Regions from separate parts of the Mus musculus genome. Here region 2 is linked to region 1. A link is a loop called in an ENCODE intact Hi-C map of the cell type or tissue named here. Cell type or tissue: heart. All regions are shown on one strand. Links, peaks and the distances in the headings refer to the core of each region. The heading gives the core; the rest is flanking DNA. Region 1 holds the start of Cep72 (centrosomal protein 72). Region 2 holds the start of Tppp (tubulin polymerization promoting protein).

Evidence for each region. Peaks named below come from ENCODE experiments on the same cell type or tissue, not always from the same donor. Only the 100,000 strongest peaks of a DNase experiment are listed, where the experiment ranks them.
Region 2: a loop joins it to region 1, with 5 times the contacts of the local background. A loop is called at or near these places in 3 of 42 quality-filtered maps.

The regions. Positions count from the first base shown.
Region 1 is chr13:74,057,704-74,066,915 of GRCm38, forward strand. Cep72 (centrosomal protein 72) reads right to left here and starts at 4,582. Exons shown (of 12, transcript NM_028959.3): 1 at 4,481-4,582; 2 at 1,739-1,866; 3 at 599-791. The coding sequence starts at 4,559. In heart, for the core only: no CTCF peak of the experiment used is centred there; DNase peaks (open chromatin) are centred at 4,538 and 4,548; H3K4me3 peaks cover 1,715 bases; H3K27ac peaks cover 1,360 bases.
Region 2 is chr13:74,004,506-74,013,717 of GRCm38, forward strand. Tppp (tubulin polymerization promoting protein) reads left to right here and starts at 4,914. Exons shown (of 4, transcript NM_182839.2): 1 at 4,914-5,004. Gm15912 (predicted gene 15912) reads right to left here and starts at 4,849. Exons shown (of 3, transcript NR_168519.1): 1 at 4,571-4,849; 2 at 4,314-4,489; 3 at 3,624-3,959. In heart, for the core only: no CTCF peak of the experiment used is centred there; DNase peaks (open chromatin) are centred at 4,886, 5,906 and 6,386; H3K4me3 peaks cover 2,636 bases; H3K27ac peaks cover 2,381 bases; H3K27me3 peaks cover 1,325 bases.

The DNA of each region.
Region 1 (9,212 bases), core at 727-8,726:
TTGCCATGGAGGAAACGTGGTCTATTTTTCTATATTTCTAATAGAACTTTAGTAGTTCTATTGCTTTGATGATCCTCTAGGCACAGGAGGTCTGACCCCAATAACAACAGAAATTCCAGGAAATGCTTATAAGCTCCTTGACCTACAAGTCATACAACACTATCCTGAGAACTTACAGATATTAACTCAGGAATGACCTTGTAAACTTGGCATTTTGTTGTTGTTGTTGATGGTGGTGGTGGTGGTGATGGTGGTAGTGGTGGTGATGGTGATAGTGGTGTGTGTGTTGTGTACACATGTGTTTACCAATGCATGTATACACATTTGTGCATGTGGAGGTCAAATGTAAACTGCCTTTGGGTGTCTTTTCTCAGGTATTATCCATCTTGATTTTGAGATAAGGCCTCTCACTAGGCCTAAAACTTGGCTGACTAGCAAGACTGACTCCAGGAGGATGAAAGATACCCCAGAGCTGACAGGGATTTGGGCCATCAGTGCAAAAAAACCTGCTTCAGTTTCCAGCATGGAACAGCAGCATAATCTATCCAGGAGCAGCTCCACTGTGGGCGGTTGGGAGGGCGACAGCTCCTCCACCCACCTAGCTGTCGGAGCTTCGGGAGCATGTGCACGACAAACAGGCGGTAGTCAGACTCATTCTTCACAACGGGGTTAAGCCGGAAGTCCACGTCCTGGAGCTCCAGTAGGGTGTGGAGCCTAAATACTTCTGCTAATGAAGAAATACAGTTGTAGTAGAGATTGAGACTCTCCAAGGAGACCAGATACTGTATACCCTGTTAATAAGAAAATATCTCAATCAGTTCATCATGAAAAGTAAACCATTGGTATGGGCTAATCAAGTGGAACATACTTATAATGAACACATACTATTACCAGAAAAAACTAACAGTGTAACATGTTCTTATTTGTGAAATTCTATGTTCCATATAGGGCAACAACCATATGAGCTATCTGAATAGAGGCCTGTTCGCCCTAGCAGTACTAAGCACAGTGACTCTCTCTTGAGTGCCCAATATGAATCACGTTATATAATTTACACAATTTCATTTACTCTCCACACACCCAGATTAGGAGGTTAATGCTTAGGGATTGAGGGAAGAGCCAATCCTTGCTTTAGCCAAAGCTGGAGCCTGTCCCTAAACAAGTCAGACTCTGAAACCAATGTTAGGAATAGTCTCTATTAAGTACACCCTATGTTTCTTTCAAGGTAAGGCCCTCCTCTCTGAATTGAGCAATAAGCAGTATTTATATAAACTTCCCAATTGTGTCACCTTGGGAGACTTTTTATTTTCAAATCATGAATGGGTACCAAATTTGTATACTGCCATTTAGGGTAGAAGGCCAAGAGCCAAGCCATGGATAGATATAACCTACAGAATATAACCTACAGATACAACCTACAGACGGAGGCAGCACAGAGATGAAGGGAGGGAGAGACATGAGCATGCATACTTTAGGCTTTGGGATCTTGTTTCCTTCCCTTTAAAGATAATCCATCTTCTTCAGAAAGCTAGTACTTTGGTATTCAAAGCAGTTTAAAGATATAATGGGACAGGTTAGACACGTAGCTCCAGATAAACACTAGTGACAGCATAACACAATTCTAAAGGTACAGTCTATAAGCATTGTTTGTGTAGTTTTGAAACATGTTGCATTCTTTTTAAACCATTAAAATACGTTCATCTGACACTGATATTTTAACAAATAAGCCTAAACGCACCTCAAGGCTAACCAAGGAGTTACGTGAGAGGTCTAAGGATTTTAGAGCTGTCAAGTGCATCAGAGAGTTTCCCAGGTGAGTAATCTTCTCTTGGTATGTTCCAGGAATAGATAAAGATCGAAGTTCAGCTAAGAATAGAAAATTGTAAGATTTTAATCTTTTTTAAAATTTAAAACAGTGTAATAGAAATTCAATTCAGGGGGAATATTTTAGACATTTTTAGAAACCCAACAGATACTGACAGACACTCTGCTTGACCAAAGTCAGGCTTATAGATGCTATCCTAGGCCCATTGGTGCACTTCTTATAACTCAGAGGTTAGCAGAGAACCCTGATAAGTCATTTCACCAAGAATTCTCTGCCCACGGTGCCTGCTCACCTTGGTCCCTCACTGTATCACTTATCATTCATTATCCCCAGGGCCACAGCAACATTCTGCTTCCTCATTTCCTCTTAGTAATGTTCCAGCCATGGACCCCCTGCCTCCCTACACACTACTTGCTGGCTAGAACATCTACTTGCCCATGTCATACTGGGAACAGAATCTTCTCATACTGCAAAAATCCTACTGCATCAGGGCCTGTGCCTATCTCAAGAGCCCTGAATACTGTCTTTTTAAAATGTTCTTGATTTTGTTTGTTTGTTTGCTTTTGAGACAAATCCAGACAGCCAAGAATGGCCCTGAATGCTAGATCGTCTTGCTTCAAGTTCCTGAGTCCAGGATTACAGCTATGGACCACTACTTCTTACAAGTTCCTGGTCAGCCAGAGCTACATAGAAAGACCCTGACTTGCAAGCAAGCAAGCAAGCAAGCAAGCAAGCAAGAGCAAATAATGGAGGCGAGCAGGCTGAGCACTAGTATTCATTGCTATTTGCTTCCTAACTGCAAACGCAATGTGAACAGCTACCCTACACCCTAGCCACTATGCCTTCCTCACCTTGACTTTTATCTCCTCCAGCTGTGAGTCAAAATAAACCTTCTCACTCTTAAGTTGCTTCTTTTTCTTTTTTTTTTTAAAAAAGATTTATTTTATTTATTATATGTAAGTACACTGTAGCTGTCTTCAGACACTCCAGAAGAGGACATCAGATTTCGTTACGGATGGTTGTGAGTCACCATGTGGTTGCTGGGATTTGAACTCGGGACCTTCGGAAGAGCAGTCGGCACTCTTAACCACTGAGCCATCTTGCCAGCCCCTTAAGTTGCTTCTTGTCGGTTTTTTTTCCCCCACATAGGAAATGAGAAAACCAACTAATATACCCTCTTACTAAATAACAAAGTCTTTATACAGAGAATCCTCCTGGTTGACCTGAATACTATCAGCCAATAAAATCAACCTGACACAGTTTTTACATGTACTTGGAACACTCTCCAAGAGAAACCAGATTCTTGGGCATTAAACAATCTCTGCAGACTTAAGCGAACCAAAATCATACACAGTATGTTCTCTGACAATAATAGAATTACACACAAAAAAACAAGAAAACCTCCCGACACATAATTCGTTAAAAAGACATCCCTAAAGAATAAAAATGTGAGCAATCACTAAATAATTTGGAGGTCTAAGAAGATACCTAAAGGGATATTTGAAAAGCATATTAAAATCAATGAAAATTAGAACCAGTCATGGTGGCAACTGCCTGCAATCCTAGCCACTTGAGTGTCGGACTAAAATTCCAAGGCCAGGTTCCGTTAAAAATGGAGATCAAGGTCATCTTGGCTTAATAACACACTTGAAAAATTAAAAAAACGTTTGGGGTGAAGTCCCATGACAGGGCATTTGCTTAGCATATGCAAAGCCCTATGTTCTATCTCCAGTACCTTAACACACAGTAGAAATATAAACACTAACAAATGTGTTAGTGTGTGCAGCTATGTGATACGTAAAGAGAAATGTACAGATTAAGAGATTTAAATTATAAAACAAGCTTTAATCCACACGTTTCACTTCTAGAATCTAAAGAGGAAAATAAATGCAAAGCAAGCACAGAGAAAAAGGTAAAATTTAAAAACAGTGAAGACAAATCAACCAACCCAAAAGTGGTGTCTTTGGCATGACCAAAAACCGTATATCTCCAACATGACTGAAAGATAGAGCCAGATTAAGTACCATTTATGAAAATGGGGAATATCCCTACAGGCCCCACAAGCATTAATAAAATAGTAAGAGAATGCTGTAGTCAGTTCTATGTAGATATGGTTGACAATCAAGAAAAAACGATTTAGATAACGAAAATGCACTCTAGGTGAAACCACTATAAGTTTAAAAATCGTAATCGAATTTAAAAAATGGTAATCGAAAATCTTCAACAATGGAAAATTCTAGGCCTGCGTGGTTTCCCTGTCAAAGTCCAGGGGAAAAAAGTTAAAAAGGAAAAAAAAAAAATCACAACACAAATTCCGCACGATCTCTTGCTCAAAACGTAATGGGGCCTTGATGTCCAAACCATATAAAAAGAGACCTGCATCTTCATAAGCGAAATGCCATGTAGGAACCCAGGAAGACAGATGAAAGCTGCTGCAAAAAAGAAGCGGGGGGCTCAGCCTGACCGCGGTCCCACAGAAAACCCAGGCCGCGTCCACCGGCTCTCCAGGACCTTAGCCACGCCCTTCCCCACAAACCCGCCCAGCCGGCCCCGCCTCCTTGCCCCACGGGCCGAGACCGTTTGTGGTCAAGTGCCATTCGCACGGAGGCAGAGCTATCAGGCCCGGCAGGCCAACCCAGTCTGTCCCCCACGCACCCAGGTCGCGGTGGGGACCCAGGCCGCTGCGCTCTCGTACAGTCTCTTCACACAAAACCAACCGCTGGCCTGGCGCCATGTTTTCAAACCGGACGCTGGCGCGCGGCGCCTGCGCTGTGACGTGATCTGGAACGGGCGGGCGGGACCAAGCCTGCAAGGGGCGGGCCCAGGAGGGTGGGCGGAGCTTCGGCTGTGTTTAAAACTTTCTTTGGGACAGGTTCACCCAAGCCATCCTAATCCGCTGAGCTCTGAGTGCAACCTCACCCTGCTCTGGCTCCTCCCCAGGACAACCCCATTGCGTTCAGTGCGGTTTGTGGAAACAGCTGTTAGTGCCCGGGGCATTCGCACCTACTCCCACTTCCATTCATTTCCTACTCCCTCCAGGAGCCTTCTCTCCTAAGGTTTCTTCCTGTCCCAGCCCCTGAGATGCTCCCCCCCCCCCCCCCCGCCAACCCCCACGCACTTCCAAAAGTTCTCATCATGTGGCTGGAGAGACAGGCTGTGTGCAAAAAAAAAAAAAAAAAAAAAAAAAAATTTCTCCTAACTAAGACACATTGAAAGTCCTTTCATCAAACCTGGGGTCTACTAATAACTTCCAGGCATTGGAGAGATAACTAAGCTTTTCAGAAGCAAATTAAGGCTTGTATGCTTGCCATCTAAGACATGTGGCGCCTCAGGACACAACACAGATTTCAATCACCCTCTCTTATTCTATTTTCTCTGACCAAGATCAGAGTCCAAGTGGGACCTTGGGGAGACGGATGGTCTGTCAGGGACAGACCCAAGACCAGCTTTTCTACTGCAATGAAAGTGCCAGTAGAAACTTGGGAAGTAACGTTTCTGTTTACTAACGTTTTACATCTTCACTGAAGAAAGAGGGACAAGGATTAGCTTTGCACCCTGCAAAGATTCCTACAAGCCTATGATTTCTTACAAGCCTCAGTAAAAGGTTATGCTAATGATTAATTACTACCAAGTACTCTTTCCGGTGGTTTATTAAATACCATCTGCCGTGGTAACATTAGACTGTGGCCAAACCTACATGCATTTAAGCTGTTTTATGTCCTTAAGTTCCATTTGAGGTGTTTAGGAGTGAGCCAGCAGCACTTGAACTTGATTTGGTGCTGGTGAAGACACAGAGCAAGGAACAGTGTTGTGACTCGGAGATAGAGATGATGAGCCAGGCTGGGTCACATCAGGAACAATCCCTTCTGCCTCATAGTTCATAAAGCTTTCCCAACTAGACCTGGAGGTTAGCAGGAACCTTCCTTAGCTGGAGTCCCACAGCCTGGTCTTCCCTACTACCTGGAGAGTTGGCAGGCAGTCCTACCCAGAACATTCTGTTGATCTCACATACACACCCCCCCCCCATGCTGCTCCCAACCTTGGCATTCATCAGCTGTCTGAGATGGGGTAAGAAGAGCCACTGTTGCCATGTATAAGGCTTGTGCTTCTTTTTGTATGCTCTCTCTGTAGGACATGCCAAAACATGTGCTGCTTAAGACCCACAACCTAGGCCAGCTGGACATTGGTGGGAGCAGAGGAGGCCTCTCTGGCTCTTTCTACCTGATACCCCTTGTGGTTTTCTAGGATCTTCCATGGAGGCTTTCACTCTCCAGCCTGAATCTCTAAACATGTGGGCACAAAATATATAGTCATCTTCAAAAAGACCAGGAGGGAGGCAGGGCAGCCTGAGGCTGACCCACCCATATGTGCCTGAAGAAAATATAGGTTCAAGCTGGCCCCTGAGGGTTTCTGCCTTTCTCCATGACTGTCTTTGGCCATAGGGAGTAAAAGGAGGAGGTGCCATCAAGACTGAGAGTTTTAGATAGGAGGAGGGCCCTGCATCCTCAGTGGGCCTCTTAGAGCTATGGGTGACATGACATTGTTAGCGCTCCTCATTCTCTTGTAGGGGCAATACTCTAGTATGTTTCCTTAGCTAGTTAGATCTCTCCTTCCTGTTACAAAAGCTGGGCTTATGTGCATACCACAGTACTTCCTCCTAAAGTCAATCAGGAGCCACACCAGCCTGTTGGCAATGTTGAAAAGAATGCTTCCATGCTCATAGGTGGACCTCCCACTGGTGCAAGGCACATAGTTGCTAGAGGCGCTGGCTCTGACTGCATATCCCCAGACTAATGTTAGAACCCAGTAGTGTAGACAAAGGATCGCGAGCAAGCAGTCAGAGCCATCAGGAGGAGACTGAAGCAGGGGCTGTATGAGAGAAATATAAAGCTGTGGCTGAATGCAGAATGGCTGTCACCCTTGAAGGCAAAAACCATTGCCATCTCAAGGAGTGAAGCAGGAATAAGGGTAGAGGGAGGGGTAAAGGAGGCTCTCCATTGCTCCCCTTCTTGAGGAGGCTCTGATCTAGGGCCCGCTAACCTCCCTGTTGTAACTGTTTTTTACTCTTCTCCCTAGCCATATCTTTACCAGTTAAGATCAACATTAATACCTGGCAGTTATCAATATATTTCCCACTTCTACCCCCCACATATACAGTAAAACATACAGATATGTCAAGCAATGCCCTTCCCATGGCTGCTTTACATAATTGGTGTGAGCCTGGAGGTCTGTATCATTGTATCTTCCTTTCCCCATAAGCTAAATCCAGTGAGGGGGACCACATTCTGCTCTTATACTTTGCCCAGAGTAGCACGGGGGGAAAACAGTTTAGTGAGGAACATGAGCAGGAGGCGATCTCTGATATACTGTGTGGAGAAACTGTGAGGTCACTGGTTCTCACAGCTGATTGATGGCTAGGGAGGGAGTCTGCTCTATCCAGGCTTAGCTGTAGCTTACCTCTCAGTGCATTTAGAAAGCACCTCTGGTTTGAATTCTATCCTGTTTCTGGAAAGGTGAGAATTCAAAGTCAGTGACCCAGGTTCCACTAACCCGGGTCAGAGGTTATTAGGTCAGCTAAGACCAGGCTGAAGTCACTTCAGGCCATGAGTTACTGAAGTGGGACACTGTATCCAGGAGTTTGAAAACACTGTTATGTAGTTGGTGAGGATGGTCCATTGGCGTTGTCCTGCCCTAGGAACCAAAGGCTAAGCCATAGATAGCAGCTGGGTTACCTGTAAGAGCCAAAGTCAACTTGTAAGCTCCACCTGCCCAAGGACCAGGTAACTTCCTGCAATGCTGAGAGTTGTAGTTCTTGAAAAATCACAAAACCACATGGGAAATACGGTATCCATGTGGTTTTGCCCTTTAAAGACCTCCTACAACACAGGACTTTTGCTGGGATCCCAGGGAATAGACCTGATCCGAGTCCATCGTGGTCAGTATTTAATTAAAGCTTGTTTCAAATTTGGATCAGTATTGTGGAACTGGTTTTTTTTTTTTTTTTCTTTTGTGAGTCTCAGGATTATCAACCTTGCCATACTGACATGATACCCAAAAGAGCTCCCATGGTCTCAGAGGCCAGAGCCCAGCCACTTCTGTCCAAGACTAGACTGCCTTGGTATCTATTCGGCACTAGGCCTGAGGGAGCTAGTTCCCAGCATGGACATCTCAGTGAAATGTCTCTACTTCCAGTTCTATGACTGCTTGAGTTCTGTACCACAACAGCAAAAGTGGCAGAGGCTCCAAATGTGACCACCAAACCCAAGAGATAAGGTGGGTACCACAGCAGTGTTCACCAGGTGCTTGCTCTCATAGGCATAATTCCCTGATATAGGACTCTTCATGTAACCTGCCAGATGGTGACCCTGCAGTGCTGACTTTGCAGGCAGAGACTGCCCAGGCATGAACCTCTGGGTAGGGGCTCCCTAGGCATGAGCCCCCAAGATATGGTCCTTTAGGTAGAAATTGCCCAGACCTCACTCCTTGAGGAAGGGCCTCTTAGGTAGTGATCCCCGAGGTGGATACCACTCAAGTGTGACCCCTGGATGATGATCTATAAGGCATAAACTCTCAGGCATGACCCACATGTGTGGTGCCACATATGTGTCCCTCCAGGTGGTGAATCTTCACTGGCAGTGACTTCCATAGCTGTGACCTTCCTGGTGTGATATCCTTAGATGGGCAGCTGCTCCTTCAATGTACTCATTGGCCCCTAATGCTGAGCTATGATTTTCAGAGAGGAAGGTCAGGTAACTAGCTGTATCTGCAACTCTCAGAGTATAACCAACTGGAATACTGGGGTCCCTGAAGAATGCCACGGTACACAACACCCCATAAACATTGTGCCCTTGTCCTCACCAGGAACTACCCTATGCCTTGCATTTCCCTCAACCATTCACTCACACAACCTATCTGTACTGAGGCTTGCAGACTGCAAGAAGAGACAGGGTGAGGCCCCAATCAAAGTGGAGCAGCCACCTTCTGCTGAGGCCTAGTGTTTCTGAGGCCCAGGCTCATTCTGTCTAGAGGAGCTCATTCTCTGTCTAGACTCTGTCAGTGTAGCCCAGGTTGCCAGGTTGTAGAAAGCTTATGGCTTCCTATAAAAAAAGAGCTTACACCCAGCACCATCCTGTTACCATCACACAAACTTTCCTTTGCTTAGCAGCCTTAGTCAGCAGGCCCAGACCCTATGAGCTGGACCAACAAGCTCTGCTCTTTTGGTACTTAGGATTCCCAATGTCAGCCCTGTCACCACTGGAGTGTTGTTCTCAAGGCTCAAGGCTATTGTGTGGTAAGATTGTGTGAGGCCAGGATCTGCGTGAGCACTACCACTCATTTCTGTTCTTCAGTCATAGACCTAGATGTGACAACACAAGGCAGAGAGCAT
Region 2 (9,212 bases), core at 702-8,701, 53 kb before region 1:
CATCATGTACGTCACTGCCTGAGTTCTCCTCTCTACTCTAAAGTTGGCAAGTTCTTAGAGCTGGGTGCTCACTTTTCAGAGACCATAGTCCTTTGCTGTCTTACTTTCAGACATCACATCTGTTTTGTGTTACTTCAGAGAGAGAGAGAGAACTCCAACTTGCTGGGAGGCCCTTTGTGACAGTTATTCACATGCTAGGCACCACTACATATCTTTATAAATATTGTTTATGAGCAAAAGCACATCTCAGACACACTCAGGTTCCCCCTGTTATTGACTGGACTGTGAACCACACACTTCATATAACATCAGGGTCCTTCAGATCTGTACCCTCGATGCTGTACACAGAAAGGTGGGTGATCTTTTGTCAGGAGATAGTAGATGACCACCACATGGCGTAAAATCCAGAGATGCCATTCTCTGTATCACCACCATGAGTCTAGAAGGAAAGGTGGAACTAGCTGATAAGGTCTCTCTTTCTACAGGGATGGAGACTTCCTGGCCACAAGAGGTTATACTGTAGCTCCATTTGGATATCATCTTTCATTAAGTCTAAGTTTCCATTGTTGACCAGTGAGACTAGAATTCCAGGACAAAGCTGCATAGGCAAATTTCAGTGTGTGCCTCTGTGAAGAAGAAAGCTCTTAAAAATGTTGTCCTGTAGGCAAGATGGACGTCTACAGCCAACCTGAGCCACATTTTGTCTCCATGGGTTGCAAATTCAATCCACACAAGCTGAGTTATCTCTTGTGGAGGGAGATACTGTGCCCAGCCTTGAGGCTGCTGTATGGTCAAGATGTTTTTAGCCCAAAGAAGCAAAACTTAAGATTCTTAAAACTTGGAACATTTTAATACTAAATTTGTAGAGTTGTAGCTCAAAAATAAAATGTGATACTTTCATTAATAGAATATATACATGTTTTTCATATGTGATAAACATAGAAAAGTAAAAAAATGCTTTGTCCCAGAGAAGTCCAATGAGAATCATTGGCCAACCGAGGAGGGCTTATTGAGCAGGATCAGGTGTCTCCAGGTGGAAAGAGCCACTTGCCCTTCTCTTATGCTCTGTGGGCCAAATGCTTCCCACATGGGTCTTCTTTTGGGTCTCAGGTGGGTTTTCTGGGAATCAAAGTCAACCGGAAGTAACATTGTGGCTGGTAACAGGGACACTCAGCAGAACTCCAGGCTTAGAGAAGCTCACATATTAGTAGAATTTTCTGTGATTCCTTGGCTGGGCTACTTAGTGACAACCTGACCCTGTTGTGACTCCTGGAGACAAGATTTCTGCATGGAGCCTTCTAGTGCTATATGGAAATAAGCTGAGGCCATACGTGGAACCTTGTTAAAGGGTTTCTGAATTTGGCCTTGTATGGGTAGAAAGATGTAGGGTGGTATGAAGGTAGAATGCATTACCATCTTCAGGTCTGCTTGTTCACAAGGCTTTGGCAGTGTCCAGCCCTGTCTGGTTCTGAAGGCACGATCAGAATCACTGAGTAGAGGGGTCCCAAGGTCCCAAGGCTGCATTCCTCTTTTCCTTTGGAGCTTAACCTCTGACTCAGACCCCAGAGCTATGAGCCTCCTGGTCTCAATCTAGGCTGCCAGGTTAGGTTTGTGTTTGGCAGTCATAGAGGTGCTGAAATTTGCTCGTGGCCCATTTTCAGCGAAACCCATAGACAGGCGTCCCTGGCATCGTAAGCTAAATATTTAGGGCTTACCAGACGTCACCTACCTGCTCACAATTACAAAGAGATATAATCTGGTTTTTAAGACACATATCCTTCAGAATTAACCAGAAACCACCCTAGAATTCTGGCTAGGTCCAGGCTAGGACTGCCAGAAGCAGCAGGTGTCTTTCTTTATGCTTTCCTCAGGACTGCAGAGAGAAATCAAGGCTATCAACAAAGGCTCCTGCCAGACAGTAACAATCCTCTGCAGCTGTTTGCTATAGGCACTAGTTGCTCTCCCACAGTGGGCTGCATTTCTAAGCCTCTCTGTTGGGCTATACCTAGTAGGCTCTTACAGTAGGCTGTACCTCCTGGTCTTTGTGTAACTCTGATGGAGGCTTCTGTAGCAGGTTCTTAGGACATGGGCTGCCGAGACCCTTCCTGGAGGAGACAGGAACAAATATCTGCACAATCCTGTTGGAAACATGACAGTGTCTCAGGCTCTCTGCCACATCCTGTTGTTGTTGTTGTTTTTTTAAAAAAGATTATTTATTTATTTATTATTTATTTTTATTATATTATTTATTATTTATTTATTATTATATTATATGTTATATTATTTTATTATATATTATATATGTTATATTATATTTTATATTATTATTATTATATTATATGTACATAATATATATATATTATTATATTATATGTACGCTGTAGCTGTCTTCAGACACCCCAGAAGAGGGCATCAAATCTCATTACAGATGGTTGTGAGCCACCATGTAGTTGCTGGGATTTGAACTCAGGAACTTCGGAAGAGCAGTCAGTGCTCTTAACCTCTGAGCCATCTCTCCAGCCCCACAACCTGTTCTTATCTGGAACTCAGCATAGCTCCCACTCCACACACCCCCACCCCCGCACCATTGTTCTCAGATTTTGAAGGTTGCTAATGATCATTCATTCTTTCCCTCTCTGGACTCCATGCTGTCCATAGATAGGACACTTCTTGGCTAGGCTACTGCTCTAGACTGCATATTTCACCTAATCCTCTGTCACAAAAAAAGACGGGACCTCACCTTGGTCTGCAGCATTCAAATCTCCTGGAGCCTAAACCTGTATATGGTGGTCTGCCTAGGTTATGTGCTCTGATACTGCAGGGGTCATGTGGACACAGACTCCTGGATATAGGATCCACTGGGATAATCTAAGACAAGCTCCCATCTGAAAGTAGCAACAATAATTTCAAATGCAGACACCCTCATGGACTTTTTGTGGTCCTGGATCTCCAAACAGGAAAAGAAGCCTTTTCCCCCCCGAACTATGTCCCCAGACCAAGACCCTGTTTACATGTAAGGTCATATTTTGAGGTTCCAAATGTAGTGAATTTGGAGGGCCACCATCACCCCAGCAGAGGTGTTTTGCTGGGTCACTATGAGGGATGCTCACCAGAGGCACATCCATTGGATTTGGTGCAGGTCTCCTATACAGATTGTCGCAGGTAAGAGCCTTGAAACTTCAGCAGCTGTCATGCTGCAGGAGGGTCAGGTCAGAAGCCATGATCCGAACCCGTCAAGCTGACATCTTGGACTATGGTTGTTAACAGCCGGGCCTCTAGAACTTTATTATATTGATACAAGTCTTCCTGTATTTAATCCCCAGAACCCACATTAGGCATCCCACAATTACCTGTAATTCCAGCTCTAAGAAATCTAACTTACCCATCTGGTTTCCGAGGGCACCCAGCATGCAAATGGCGCACATACTTTCAAACAGGCATATGCACACACAATAAATAAAAATAAAATTTAACGATAAAGTCACCATTTCGAAACATGCTAATAGAAACATAAACATGTATTTCAGCTTTCAGAACTTCATTTACATTGTTGATTTTCAGAGAATGGGAGGTTTCTTAGTTAGGGTTTTACTGCTGTGAACAGACACCATGACCAAGGCAAATCTTATAAAGGACACATTTAATTGGGGTTGGTTTACAGGTTCTGAGGTTCAGTCCATTATCATCAAGGTGGGAGCATGGCAGCATCCAGGCAGGCATGGTGCAAGAGGAGCTGAGAGTTCTACATCTTCATCTGAAGGCTGCTACTCACTTCCAGGCAGCTAGGGTGAGGGTCTTAAGTCCATGCCCACAGTGACACACCTACTCCAACCAGGTCACACCTACTCCAACAAGGCCACACCTCCAAATAGTGCCACTTCTTGGGCCAAGCATATACAAACCATCACAGCAGGACTTGGGGCTTTGTGGGACATAAGGCAAGTGGCCAAGCCAAGACCCTATAAAAAAGGAGAGAGTCTGGGTCTGGTTCTCCATTCCTTATAGTCCCACAGTCCTGAACTCACATGGCTTCCATGGTGAGTGGGAATTCTCGGGAGAGCAAGAATTAGAAGTAACTTTTTAGTCATTTTTGAGTAGCCGAAGAAAGCAGAGAGTCCGGGGGATCTGAGGGTCAGAGACTACCATGGGGAGGGGTAATTTGCTCCAAGTGCTCAGGTGGGCCCCATTTCTGAAGTTTCAAAACAAGGTTTCCTCAAGCATGAGTTAATTTGTCAGACACTCAGAAAATTCCCCAACACACACTCACTCACACACACACACACACACACACACACACACACACACACACTTACTCAGTGGGTGACTTGGTTAGAGTCTGAGACAGAACCTGGAGGACTGAAGAGTCTATTGAACCAAATCTTCCAGCCCCATTGCCTCCTTGCTAACCCCATAATCTTCTTCAGAGCCACCAGTGCGACCCTGACCTCACCACAGAGTCAGCGGGGTGGAGATCCCGTGGCAAGCGTCCCTAGAAGGAAGGAAAATCAGCAGAGACTCTAAGGATCCTTTTCGTGCAGGTAACCCGAGTGGCCAGCATCTCACCACGCACATCAAGCTCTCCAGGCAGGTAGGGATCAGCAACGGGTTGTGCGCAGTGTAGTCTGCGACTGCGCCACCAGCCTCAGCTTCCCTACTTGCGACTGGCCGCACGCCCGGGGCCCCAGGGCCAGGTGTGCCCTAGTCGCTCTTCCCCAACCTCAGCCCGGTTCCCACGCTCCACAGCTCCACAGCGACCGCACCCTGGGTCGAGCGGCGTCCATAGGCTGGCTGTGCCTGTGGCAGCCTTGTAAGGCAGTGGCTGCCTCGGGTGTCAGTGCGCTGCGCTCCTGCTGGGAGGGGCCTTAGTGCGCGCCTAGGCGGAGCGGGAGGAGGAGGGGCATGTGGGCGGTGCCGGAGGGCGGGGCCCGGCGGACAGCTCTGAGAGCTCGGCGCCCCTGGGCGCGCGTCTAGTCGCTGAGGCGCAGCAGTGGACGCGTTTTGGAGGTAAGCTTGCGCTGGGCGCTGTCCGTGGTCCGAGGCGCGGTTCTGGGGCCAAGGCTCGGGACCCCTCCGGTCCGTGAGGCTGGCCACCTGTCACTCTCTGCAGTGGCTAGATCAGGTCTAGTTGCTGAAGCAACTAGTTCCTTTGAGATCTCAGAGCAGTGGTGTCAAGAATGGGTATGCGTTTACACTGAGCCAGGCGCATTGCGTCGGCACTTGATACGGTGGACAGAAAACACCCCACGGCTCCCCACCAGACCAAGGTGCCAGGCCTCGTGCCAGCGACCCGGGTCGCTGCTCGTGGAACCTGGTGGAAAACGGGGTAAAGAGAAGCCACCGCCCGGAGCTGTGCATACCGGAGCTGGAGCTGCCGGGGGTTCATGGGTCCAGAATCCTGAGCGCGCGTTGCGTCCTGCAGGTGACAGCGCCAGTTCTCTATGTCACCCTCCTTTCGAGCCTGCATCTCTCATTCGAGATGGCGAGGGTTTTGTCAGGGTCGCATGTTGAATGCCCACGTTTGCGCGAAGGAGAGGGAGGACTCGACCCTTGCTCGGCGGTTTCGGTTATGTAAACGAGGCCTTGAACTAGGTGAGGAAGACGAGTAGTACCCTTTGTGGCGCAGCTTTGGACAGGCTGTGTCCTGGTGATTGGTCCTGTGCGTGTCCTGGGGCGAATGGAGGCGTTCGGCCCAGAGCCCACTTGCGTATCTGGGCTCCCTTGGCCGTGTAGGTGGCTTTCTTAGGCGGCGCGAGCTCTCCACGACTGGAGCAATGTTGTGTGTGTTTGGGGGAGCGGGGGAGAGTTGGGTGGGGGGCGCGAAACCCTGCTTGTCTTTAGCTGGATTCTCTGGCGGCCGGCTGCTGTTTCTGCTCGCGTGCCAGCCCCTCTCCCGTCACGTGACCCTGAAGGACTGGCGAGGGGGAGGGGCACAATCTGAGCGTCTCTAAAGGACTCCTCTATTCAGAAAAGCTCCTGATTACCACCGGGACTCGCCATTAGAAAAGGTGCCCTATTCAAGTGGCGTATTTGAATAGACAGCTTTGAGAATCCCTGTCTTAACCGATGGTGAAGTGAGGGCGACCTGCGCAGCTGCACGTTTTCCTCTTGGTGCTCCTTGGGTCCGCCTTCTCCATTTCTTGAGGTTGTGGTACATGGCTATTTTAACTATCATCTAAGGTTTTGGAAATTTTTATAAGCATTAGAAAATTCCGTTTAAGAACACTGAAACCAGACATGAGGGGTGGAGGCTTGGGAGAAGTCTGCAGAATGGGGCCCTGCAGACAGCTCTGCTGAGCTTCAGGGAGGATGAGACCCAGCTTCCTCAGCAGGGCCTGCTGTCCTATTTATAGTGCACGACTGAAGGAGGAGCCTGTAGGAGGTGTGATTTCAGTTTTGCCAGGGAAGGGAACCTTACAGCCTTGTCCATCCCATCTCCCTCGCCCAGGAAGGCTGTGTGCCCAGAGACCCCCCATGCAGGAGAATGGAGCTTACCACTTCCTCCTGAAAGGAAGAGTTGGAGCTGCTCAGCCACAGCCAGGGTTCAGACATGGCTTCCAGTCCCTAACACCCTCATGGGGGCTCCTAGTGCCGATTCAACCTGGAAAGACCAGTTTCTTCATAGAGAAGGGTCACAGTGTTGCTACCTCAGCATTCTCTATTTATGGCCAGGACTTTTCCTGTCCACAGCATCTCCCTACCTATACCACCTCCCAATCAAAATAGCCCCACCCATGACAGTTCCACATATGACCCGCAGGAGTCTCTTTATGGCATCCTTCACCAATGGCATCACTCTGAGCATTTCCCACCTACGGTAGCTCCTCGAAGACCTACAGCATCCACCCATAGTACCCTCAGATCTGTTCTCTATCTTACCTCTGCAGCCCTTGGAAAGCCTTTCCGTAGTGTCTTTGTCCAAGGCAGGAATAGAATGGAGCAGCCCTGCTGGGGTCCCAGAGGGTGTGGTTTCTGTGAACTGAAGCCTGCACTTGTGTGCCCCACAAATGGTTTACTGTTATCAGGGAAAACTCCATGGACAGAATGACTTTTCCTGATGAAGAATGAGACCTCTTTGGACCCAAGGTCTCCGTAACGGTACAATGATGTAACTTAGCTTTAAGTCATGGTTTGATGTCTAAATGCCCAAATGTAAGGGTTTCTTTGGTCTCTTTCAGGCAAGTATGAGGGGGGTTGGTTCATGAAGTAGCTCAGGCTCCTTCGCCACCTACCAGGCTTTAGTGAGCTCTGCCAGATGGCTGGCCCCTGAAGATCCCTCCCATAGCGACCCTGCTTCAGTACTGTAATTTCCGTTTCCTCCTGGCAACCATCCCCACTGCCCTCTGTCCTGTGGTGGAAAGTGTGGGCTGGAAGAGTCCTGACAATTTCACCTCATGAACATCATCCTTGAACACTGGCTTAGCTCTTGCCTGTAGTTTTGACCTTTACACATGTGAAATCACACAGCTGCTATTCTATTAGACTATCTTCTTTGACCAGTCTTGGTCTGAGCAGACTCATCCATGGCTCTAGTGTTCTACCTTTCTGTTCTGCTGTCAGCTGTCTTTGCCTCCCTCTTGGGGGATTGAGAATACAGCTCCCTTGGACTCTCCTATCAACCGAAAGGCTGGGCCTCAGGTCATGTGCACTGAACCAGAGGTGCTGCTTTCTAGAGTGTCCCACCAGTTCCCTTCCCCACTTGGTGTTCTGTGTTCTGCATTCCACATTTGCCTCAGACAGACTTAAATGTCCCCACCTGGCTAGGTGTGTCTGGTATCTGCTTTGGAGTTGTCTGCCCTTTCCTGGTTATACTGTGAAGCTTGGCATTCCTTGTGTTCTCTGGCTCTCCCCTGGATGTAGTAGTCTTTTGTTCTGATGAGTAATCTCCCCCTTTCTCCCCTTATTGACTACAGAGGCTTTTTGTATATATTGGACAAGCCATGTTTGTTGTACATAACAAGAATCTTTCCTTCTCCAAGCTTTGACATTTTAGTCTCTTACCACTTTTTTTTTGATAAGCAGAAGTCCTTTTGGGAGGAGAGTGTATAGTGTGCCCTGTGGCAAATCTTCCCTACCCAAGGGTATTTGGCTCCTGACATTGGTAGATGGCATAAGAACACTTAGGAGCTCAGCCTCCTTGTTCCCCTGTAAGTGTGACATGTTCTATGCTTGCTCGCTTCCTCTGTGCACCTCCATTTTTTTTTCTGTCCCAGCACCTAATAATTGAAGGTGACATATGTATGTGCCACAGAAGATAGTGCCATATGTAGTTCCATGTAAAACTCAGTCTACTTGGGCTGACTTCCCAGGGCCTTTGGGTATAGCCCCATCTGACTCTCTGATGTCCTCCCATGGTTTTGTCCCCCTGTGGCTGCTTCCAAGATAGTGCCTTCTTGGAGTATACTCCAGGGGGACGGTTTCAACCAATTCTTTACAACCCTCTTGGGAAGTCTTATTCTACTCAGGAGAGCATAGCAAACTGATTTAATCGCTTCCATCAAGGTCTCATCTTCTTGGAGGGATACATGCAGATAGAGTTGTGTCTGGTCTCTGTCTTACAGGGGTATTGGCATATATTTTACCTTTCAACTGTGGACAATCTAGGTTGACTTCATGTCAAGATACTGTTTCCAAATCAGGTTCCATGCAGAGGTTGTGGCATTAAGATAGTTTGAGGGGCTACTGCTCAGCCCCTTCATAGCCCCCTCAAGGTAATGCTGAGATATGTAGCATGCAACTTGGGAGTGCCCATGTACATTTGGTGATTGTGAAGCCATGTTGATGTTGAGTTAGGAACCAGTCACCTACAAGTTCATCTGGATCTGACACATGGAGCTTCTAGAGGGAGCATGGTGACAAACCCTGGCATGCCACTGTGAGATAGATACTCAAGAGAGTGGTCTTCAGCACCTCTGATATAAGGAGATCTTAGAACATGGACCCACAGTAAGCATACATCTTGATCTTGATTTTATCCATTTGGACCCATGCAGGATGCTGTATTGGCAAATATTTTGGAGGATGGACTAGAAATAGTGTTTGAGCAGATGAGGTGTGATGGGATTTGATTTCAGTACTCACTACTGGCCTTCGGCAGTTGTCTAGAGCCTGGAACTCATACTAAATGCTGGCTATGTGGGGGCTCTCACTCTCTTACTCTCCACTCACATTTATGAAGCCACCCATGGCTCTAGAGAAACCTGGTTTCTAGCTGG